Regions from separate parts of the Homo sapiens genome. Here region 2 is linked to region 1. Evidence: chromatin contacts called from ENCODE Hi-C data. All regions are on one chromosome and are shown on one strand. The core of a region is the stretch at or near the end of the contact, and the rest is flanking DNA. Distances in the headings are between cores, read along the strand shown.

Region 1 (4,964 bases), core at 1,383-3,882:
TGGAGGTTGCAGCCTCCGCACTCCATCCTGGGCAACAGAGCAAGACTCCATCTCAAAACAAACAAACAAACAAACAAAACAAAGCAAACTGAAATTATTAATTTTCCAAATATTTTTATTTTAACTTGATATATCTAAAATATAATACATTCAACATGTAATCAATAAAAATTGTCAGTGAGATCGTTTAGATTTTTGTAGAAAGTCTTCAAAATCAGGTGTGTAGTTTATATTTATAGCACATCTCACTTCAGACTAACATGCTTCAAGCACTCTGTAGTCACACATGACTGGTGGCTACCATGTTGGATGGCACAGGTAGGGAAATTGGTATACATAAAAGTGATCAGACGAAGGTCATAGGTCACAAGTCTGATATAAGTCCCTGTCACAGATAATCCAGTCTTGGGCAGTGCTAGTAGTAGGGTGTATGAATTATCTATTGCCAAAACAACACTGCCCGAGAAACAACCCTAAAACCTCAGTGACACACAGTGATAACCATTCAACATTGCCCCCAAGTCTCCAGGGTGGTCCTAGGGCCACTATGACCTGGCCCAGCACACTCCCTGTCTGGTCAATCGGTCAGCCAGTGCAGGCTGGTCCAGAATGGCCTTGACAGGAACAACTCTTGTACCTCTTGTGCTCTGTCACCCTCATGCAGGCCAGCCCCAGCCTGCTGTCATGATGGAAGCTGGTTTCCAGCAGGGACCTGGTGGCACAGACTGGAACTGGCACAGCCTCACTTTGCTCACATTCCACTGGTCAAAGCAAGTCTCAGGCCAAGGCAGACTTGGGTGGGGAAGCAGACCCTCCACCTGCAATGGGAGGAGCTGTGGACCACATCCCAGAGGATGGGAGTGCCAGGAACCTATGCATGGGGGCCATCGGCACCATCAATCCACCTTAGCTGGTATTCCAGACGTGGACAGCAACAGGCCCACAGATTGCTATGCTCATCAGTAGAGAAATGGATCATTTCTTCCAGACCTGGACACCCTATCTTAGAAGTGATGTGAGTTGCGTTCAGAAACGCAACCTGAACGGTCACACATTGGGGACCATGCCTTTCCACAGCCACACATCGGGGGCCACACCCCTCTATAAAGAATTATAGCAAGTGAGTGTGTTTAGTCCCAAAATGAGAAAATTAGGGGGCAACATGAGAGCTACCTTCAAATTTTAAAGAGCTACTGTGTGGAAGAAAACAGTCTTGTTCTCAGTTCCCCTAATATTTTCTGAGGGCTCATTATATACTGTACCAGGAACTATGCTAGGTGCAGAGACAAAAGTAGAATAAGGGAAGTTTCCGTAGATACCAGCTCATCCAAAGAAGGACTTTCTAACACATGAATAAGTCACTACTATCCAATAATTCACTTGCCACAGGAGAGCTCTGAAACTGAAACTACTCAAGCAGCTGCATTGTCAAGGGAATTTCTTGCCCAGTTGTTGGTCACTGATCTACCTTCTAAGGGGTCTTCCAAATCTCAATGCTATAAGCTGGCCTTACGTGTGCCTGTTTGGCTTGTGGGGATATAATGTATCATACTTTACATGTACAGACACATCTAATATCTAATAGAGATATATCTAATCAGATATAACAACCTCAAGCAAACCCCAAGTTGCTAGGTGCTTAGTAAATTATTTTGTTACACTGAAGGCTGAAAAAGCACAGAATGATTAAATGACTCAAGATCACGTGAGACAATGGGATAAACTGGAACTGAAACAGACTGTGGGGTGCTGGTCTACGCAGTTCACAAAGCCCCCATTGCTGACTAACCACAAGCCCAGAGGGAAGGCACATAGACTACTGTGCCCCTGCTACTGGTTAGGTTTTTCTTTTACACAGAGAAATAATTTGACTTTATCTAGGCTGCTACAAAGCCAATTGTTAACAGAACTAGGATTAGAATTCAGAAGTACTAGGTGTCAGGTTTCTGTACAAAGAGCAATAGTATTCCACTGAAGCACTTCTGTTTCCCTACAAATACAACCTATCTGTGACTGTGAAACCTCAAGGAATTTGTATTGAGAACCGCTGGCGCGAAGCGGGTGATAACGATAAGAACAGGCATTGTGCACAGCTAGAGGAGCCGTCTGTGGAATGCCGATGGTCGTCTCTTGGTAGAAATAGTAAGAAACCTTAGAACTGATCTTCTTCATTCTGGAAGGCATGGAAACAGAGAACAAGCTGGCCACTGCAGAAAGTTGTAAGACCTTTCGAGGCTGGCTCGACTGCAGCTGCGTTTTGCTTGGCTGTGAGTTTGCAGAACTTTGAGGCTTTCGGGGGAAGGTAGCTAAATCTGTATCAGGGCCAAGGGCACCCCTGGGAAAATTAAGAAACACCTTCTCTTTTGAGGTTTAACTCGACTAAAACCTCTCTGATGATTAGGATGGCCTCAACGGAAGCCCACTGGCCAAAAGAACATCGATAGTTCCCAGGGGAAATAAGTCGTGAGGGAAGGAAGGGTCAACAGGAAACCAGGACTCAGGATCCTGGGCAGAGTCGGCTGGTTTCAGCACCGTCTGAGGCTCATCAGGAAGCTCCTCTCTCACCGACCGTGGCTCTCAGCACTCAGGGAGCGCCACTGAGCATGCGTGAGAACAGCCGCCCTCAGCTCGCGGGGGTGTCAGCTTCCTTTGAAAACCCCCTCGGGTCTGTGTGCACAAGGCTCTGAACTAACCCTAGTGGGTCACCACGCAGGGCCCCTTCTCAGCGCCTGCTCTCCGCTCCACGTGAGGGAAGCAAGGGCAGCGGAGAACGCGTCCCACGCAGTCAAGCCAGGGATGGGCCTCGGGCTTCCTTTCTCTGTCCACGATGCCTCTGGAAGCAGGATACGGCCCTCGAGGCGGGCTCCTGGGATTCCTGGGAACACGGGAGGGTGAGCTATGAGCAGGCCGGGGCAGGGCAATCATGGAGACTGGACTTTTGCTCATATGGGCAGAAGAGTGATCAGGAAATTATTCTGAATGTGAAAAGACATGGCCAGCGTGTGACCGGCAGATGTGTATCCTCCAGTGCTCTGGGAGAACGCAGCCCCGGCTGGTAGCCCGGGCCCGTTTCTGTGAGGTCAACACTCACACCACGGCCAATGTCAGGCAAACAACCCGGTGTCACCGAAGCAGGGTTGGTAAGAGAAGCACAGCCTGCCCCAGCTGATCGCAGCGCAGCCCAGGAGGCGAGGCCACCGCCCAGAGGATTCTGGAAACAGCTCGCCGGGGCGAAGACGCAGGCACAGACAGTGCCTTCCGTAGGGTTCCAAGTATGCAAAACCCTAGGGGAAGCCTCTTCTATTTAGTCACAGAAAACAGGTGAGCAGTTGCCTGGAGCAGGGAGAGACGGGGAGGGATTGACAGGAAGGGAGCTCAGGGAAGCTGGTGGGAGTAGAAAGTTCTAGATCTTGATTGGGGTTGCAGTTACACTGGAACACAGTCGTTGTCAAAACTCACTGAAGTGGACCCTGAGAATGGATGCATTTTGCTGTATGTAAGTTATCCCAATAAAGCTGATATTTAAAAATATGTAACACCCCTCCAAGCCAATGCTGATATTGTAAGGATGATTTTCAGTACTGGGCACCGAGCTTCAGTACTGGGCACCGAGCTTCAGTACTGGGCACCGAGCTTCAGTACTGGGCACCAGGGTAGGAGTGAGGTTCCCTGATTTTCAGTCTTTACGGAGCTTTTACCCAGAGAGCTGCAGAGGCAGCACTGGCCAGAATTACTTTGGAACGCACCGTCTGTTTCTTCCTTGTTGCTTTTCACTGGTTAGTAAGAAGATTCACGAAGCTCCTCTGCCTGGCCACCTCCCCCCAACATCAACACACACTGGCACAGGTTCTGGAGGGCATCATTCAGACCCATGCTGTAAACACCCTTTACAGGCTGAGCCCTGAGTCCGTTTCCTCAGCAAAGTACCACAAACAATGTGGTTTAAAACAACGGAAACCTACTTCCTCACTCTTCGGGGGCCAGAGGTCCGAAATCGAGGTGCTGTCAGGGGTGGCTCCATTTGGAGGCTGTGCAGGGAACCGTCCCCAGCCTCGCTTCCCATTTCCGGTGGGGTCTGCAGTTCCTGGTGCCCCTTGACTTGTGAATGCATCACTCCAATCTATGCCTCCGTCTTCACAAACCCTCCGTCTCTGCGTTCTCTCCTGTTTTCATAAGGCCTGCCCTGAATGCAAGATAATTTCACTTTGAGTCCCATAACTAATTGCAACTGCAAAGGCTCTATTTCCAAATAATATAAAATAATATTCCAAATAATATTCTGCGTGAACATGAATTTTGGGAAGACACTATCCAGTTAATAATCATATTAACCGACTCCACTCCTACACGCTGTCTTCAGCCTAGAGCCTCCTGTGGAACTCCAGACGCCGACCCCCACTCAGAGTATTCAGAAGAGTCTCAGATCTGAAGCCAAACTCAATTTCACTCCCCAGACCTGTTCCTCCGACATGTGCTATCATCAAAGCAACAGTCAGTCCTTCCAACTGCTCAGGCCCCAAACCTTGCAGTCGTGCTTGGATTCTTTCTCCACATCAAATACGTCAGCAAAATCAGCAAATGTTCCTGGCCATCTCCAGGATGTATTAATAGTGTATATCCCACATTCATAGCCAGTCATTCCCACTCCTTCCTGCCCCAAACTTTTGCCCTCCAGAGAAGGCAAAGCTTTAGCATGATTCAAATCATGTCTGGATTCTGTTCTGAGCTCCCCAGGGCACCCCACATGCGCCAGGATAATGCCCTGTGTCCTCCCATGACTTAGAGGCCCCGTGGAGCCCTCGCCCTTGCCCTGCTCTCCTCCCGCTGCCCTGTGTCCTTCCCAGCTCTGTTGTTTATGCCAGTTGCCCCGGCAATCACACTGTGTCTGGGATCTGTCCAGCCGGTCCCTGCTCTAGGGCCCTGGTCCTTGCTGCTTCTCTCCCAGGTTGCTCTCCAGACAACCA
Region 2 (4,534 bases), core at 2,035-4,534, 810 kb after region 1:
ACTTAGGCCACTTTCTTCAGGCTGCAGATTTCAAGGGGAGGGCAGCTGTGGTGTGAGTCTTCCCAGGAACTTATGGTGTGTTGGGGGTGGTACTCCAAAGGGAGATGAGGATTCTTGGCCAGAGAAGGGTGGAGTGAATGCTGCCCGCCAGCACAGCTCGACATGCCTGCTGTACCCCCTGTGCGCTGGGTACCCTATGTGCACTCCACCATATGGCCACCATAGTCATCTGTGGACCACGTGTCTGATACATGCCAGGTGCCATTCAGAGAGTTCAGATGCAGCACTAAACAAAATGTGCTCATGGGGCTTACATACTAGGGTGGAGACAGTGAATAATAAATAACAAGGGGAATTGTGTAGTGAATGAGAAGGTGATATGCACCATGGAAAAAGAAGAGTAGAGCAAGCTAGCAGGTGAAGGGCGATGGGGTGGTGGAGGCAGCCTGCAGTGTTAGGCACTTCCGGAAGGCGTTATGGAATAAGTGAATCTGAGCAAAGACTTTAAGAAGGTGAAGGGCTGGCTCATCAGATCCTAGGGACAGTGGTCCAGGCAGCGGGATCAGCTGCATGGCAGGACTGAGCCACAGGGGAGTTTGATTGACTAATGATGAGTGAGCCCAGAGGGGAGCCCTGGATGAGACATCGGGGAGTTGGGGTAGATCATGCAGAGTCTTGTAGGACCCCATGCTTATGGGGTGGGAATTTTCAAGGAGAAAACTGAAGTCCAAGGATTACTTGCCCAAGTCTACATGGCTGTCAAGTGGCAGAGCGAATATTTACACCTAAGGAGTTCCATGCTCTAGAACCCAGCACACTCAAGTTTGGTAAACGGAACTGCACCATGGGGCCATCTCCTACCTCTGTGAAAGCCCCTCCAATAAGGGGAGGAACATAGCCAATGCAGCCACGCATTTGCCGGAGAGCTTGCTATACTTTATCAGTAGTGGCTTAATGGACATTTGAAACATTTGAAAAACGGCAATTAAATACAGAATACATACATATATCTCTATATTTATATATATCTCTATATTTATATATATTTATATATATATCTATATATTTATATATATTTATATATATATCTATATATTTATATATATTTATATATATCTATATATTTATATATCTATATATTGTATATATCTATATATTTATATATATCTATATATTATATATATCTATATATTTATATATATCTATATATTATATATATCCATATATTTATATATATCTATATATTTACATATATCTATATATTTATATATATCTATATATATTTATATATCTATACATTTATATATATCTATATATTTATATATATCTATATATTTATATATCTATATATTTATACATCTATATATTTATATATATCTATATATTTATATATATCTATATATATTTATATATATCTATATATTTATATATATCTATATATATTTATATATATCTATATATTTATATATATCTATATATATTTATATATATCTATATATGTTAATATATATCTATATATTTTTTATATATATATATATGTTTATATATATCTATATATATTTTTATATATCTATATATGTTTATATATATCTTTATATTTATATATCTATATATCTATATATTTATATATCTATATATGTTCATAGATATCTATATATTTTTATATATCTATATATGTATATATTTATATATATCTATATATCTTTATATATCTATATATTTATATATATCTATATATCTATATATATCTATACATTTATATATCTATATATGTATATATCTATATATATCTCTATATATCTATATATGTATATATATCTCTATATATCTCTATATATCTATACATGTATATATATCTATATATATCTGTACATATCTATATATGTATATATCTATGTATATATCTCTGTATTTATATATATCTATATATATCTATATATTTATATATATCTATATGTCCATATATCTATATATTTATATATATCTATATATTTATATATATGTATATATATCTATATATAGATATATATATCTTTATATAGATATATATATCTTTATATTTATATATAGATATATAGATCTATATAGATCTATATATCTTTATATTTATATATAGATATATAGATCTATATAGATCTATATATCTATATAGATATATAGATATATATATCTATATAGATCTATATATCTATATAGATCTATATATCTGTATATCTATATAGATCTATATATATCTATATATCTATAGATCTATATCTATATATCTATAGATCTATATATCTATATTTATATATATCTATATATCTATATTTATATATACATATATTTATATATATCTATATATATTTATATATATCTATATATTTATATCTATCTATCTATATTTGTATATATCTATCTATATTTATATATATCTATCTTTAAATATATATATATGTTTAAAGATATATGTGTATATATATACTTTTTTTGAGACAAAGTCTAACTCTGTTGCCCAGTCTGGAGTGCAGTGGCATAATCTCGGCTCACTGAAACCTCCACTTCCCGGGTTCAAGCAGTTCTGCCTCAGCCTCCTGAGTAGCTGGGATTACAGGTGTGTGCCACCATGCCCTGCTAATTTTTGTATTTTTAGTAGAGACGGGGTTTCACCATGTTGCCCAGGCTGGTCTCAAACTCCTGACCTCAGGTGATCCACCTGCTTCGGCCTCCCAAAGTGCTGGGATTACAGGCTTGAGCCTCCGTGCCTGGCCTGTACTTCTTCTTTGATAAATTGTTTATAGCTATTTTAAAACATTTTCTGCTGAGCATATGAGAGGTGACAATAATGACTAAGTGAGAGGTGACAATAATTACTAATCATTGTAAAGTATTTAGTATCTGCTAGACTTTGCTCCAAATACTGGGCAGATATTGACTCCTTTAACTCGTTTGACCCACTTATGAGGCAGGTGCTATTTTGGAGATGAGAGCATGGAGGGCCGGAAAGGTTCATGGACTTGGCCACCGTCAGAGATCAGGAGGTCAGGGAACCAAGGCTCAAACCTCTAGCCTAACTCTTGCCAACACGTAGTCTCTCTCAGGCCGGCAGGATAGGAGAAGGGAACCTGTTTAGTCATCAGTAAAGAAATTCCCTTCAAAACGGTTTCATCTTCTTCCTGTTAGGTCAGCACTCCGTCCTGGCTGCAGCCTCTGATAGCCAAGCGGATGAGGTCTGCTCTGTCACAGTAGGGTGAACAAATGAAGAGAAACAGGAAGTAACCTCAGTTGTTTTTCCCTATTATGGCCAGGTGGCAAGTAGGTCTTTGTGGAGCCACTGAATGCAAAAGCACAGAAAGGCCATCCCCCCAGCGGCCCCTTCCACCTGACAATGAGGAAGAAGGAATGCCTGCTTCCCAGGGGCCTTGCTCCTGTTGGCAGCAGTTTCTGTCGCTTGGGTGGAAAAGGGTCCCCACATATGTGCAGGACCAACTCTCTAGACTCGTGTGCAGGAATGATCGAAGAATTCGAGCAGCAGAGAGATAATTGTTATAGTTGTCCAATTTTCATCAAAAAGATACAAGAAAAAATAAAATTTATTACATTCTTAAATGTGGTTCAAGATAATGTTGAGTTTAAAATGATCAAAAAAGTATTATAATTTTATAAAGTATCATGATTTTAATGTAACTGAAATAGATGCATAGCTCACTCATCTTTCCAATTTTCAAAAAGAACATGACCAGTCCGGTCGCGGTGGCTCACACCTGTAATCCCAGCACTTTGGGAGGCCGAGGCAGGCAGATCACAAGGTCAGGAGTTCAAGACCAGTCTGGCCAATATGGTGAAACCTCGCCTCTACTAAAAATACAAAAATTAGCCGGGTGTTGTGGAACGTGCCTGTAATCCCAGCTACTCAGGAGGCTGAGGCATGAGAATTGCTTGAACCTGGGAGGTGGAGGTTGCAGTGAGCCGAGATTGTGCCACTGCACTCTAGCCTGGGCGACAGAGCAAGACTCTGTCTCAAAAAAAAAAAAAAAAAAAAAAAAAAAAGAACATGACCCTATCAGTTCCTTTTTTTCCCCCAGCAATATAGCTGCTTAATGAGGAGAATCCATGTTAAACTATGGTGAAGCCGCTCTGGATGAATAACAGAGCAGCCCCTTCTTGAAGCCGTGTGCCCACAAGGAAGCTCAAGTTAAGCGCTGGGTTAAGTTCCGATGGTTGGTAAAAGGAGCAGACAAGTCTCCTCCCTGACTCCTCACTGTATTTCCAAAGGTGGGTGCTCAGACGACACAAACTGTGGAGGGAACCCCAGCATTTCCTGAGCCCCCCAGGGCCTGACTGCCGCTTCCTCTATCCTCATCTGCTTCCCTGGGAGGAAGGTTTGCTTTTCCTTTTCCTTCCTAAAATACAGTGGCTTCCAGACCTTGACTGTCTGACCTCCAGTAAGAAATACACATAATTGTGATCAAGTGTGTATGTATGTGAGTGCATCTGAAGCAAATAATTTAAGGAAACTATACTCACTCTATGTGAAATGCAATTTCTTCTATTC

What was found. Hi-C counts contacts between places; a loop is a spot of excess contacts on that map. Pooled maps may share reads with other maps.
Region 2: a pooled map shows a loop between it and region 1 (5-fold over the local background). The contact joins two enhancer-like sites. A Hi-C loop is called at or near these places in 2 of 37 single-sample maps with no recorded cell type and 2 of 50 pooled maps.

Annotation. Positions count from the first base shown.
Region 1 is chr6:167,091,844-167,096,807 of GRCh38, reverse strand. No RefSeq gene overlaps it. Among named protein-coding and RNA genes, the nearest start is that of CCR6, 29 kb to the left of the region's middle. RefSeq lists enhancers at 1,263-1,342, 1,543-1,602, 2,933-3,302, 3,413-3,482, 4,368-4,427. Within about 2 kb of position 2,632, at least 8 of the 41 ENCODE cell types and tissues checked have a DNase peak (open chromatin) inside an H3K27ac peak, as active enhancers do.
Region 2 is chr6:166,285,666-166,290,199 of GRCh38, reverse strand. No RefSeq gene overlaps it. Among named protein-coding and RNA genes, the nearest start is that of PRR18, 20 kb to the left of the region's middle. RefSeq lists an enhancer at 2,981-3,150. Within about 2 kb of position 3,284, at least 5 of the 41 ENCODE cell types and tissues checked have a DNase peak (open chromatin) inside an H3K27ac peak, as active enhancers do.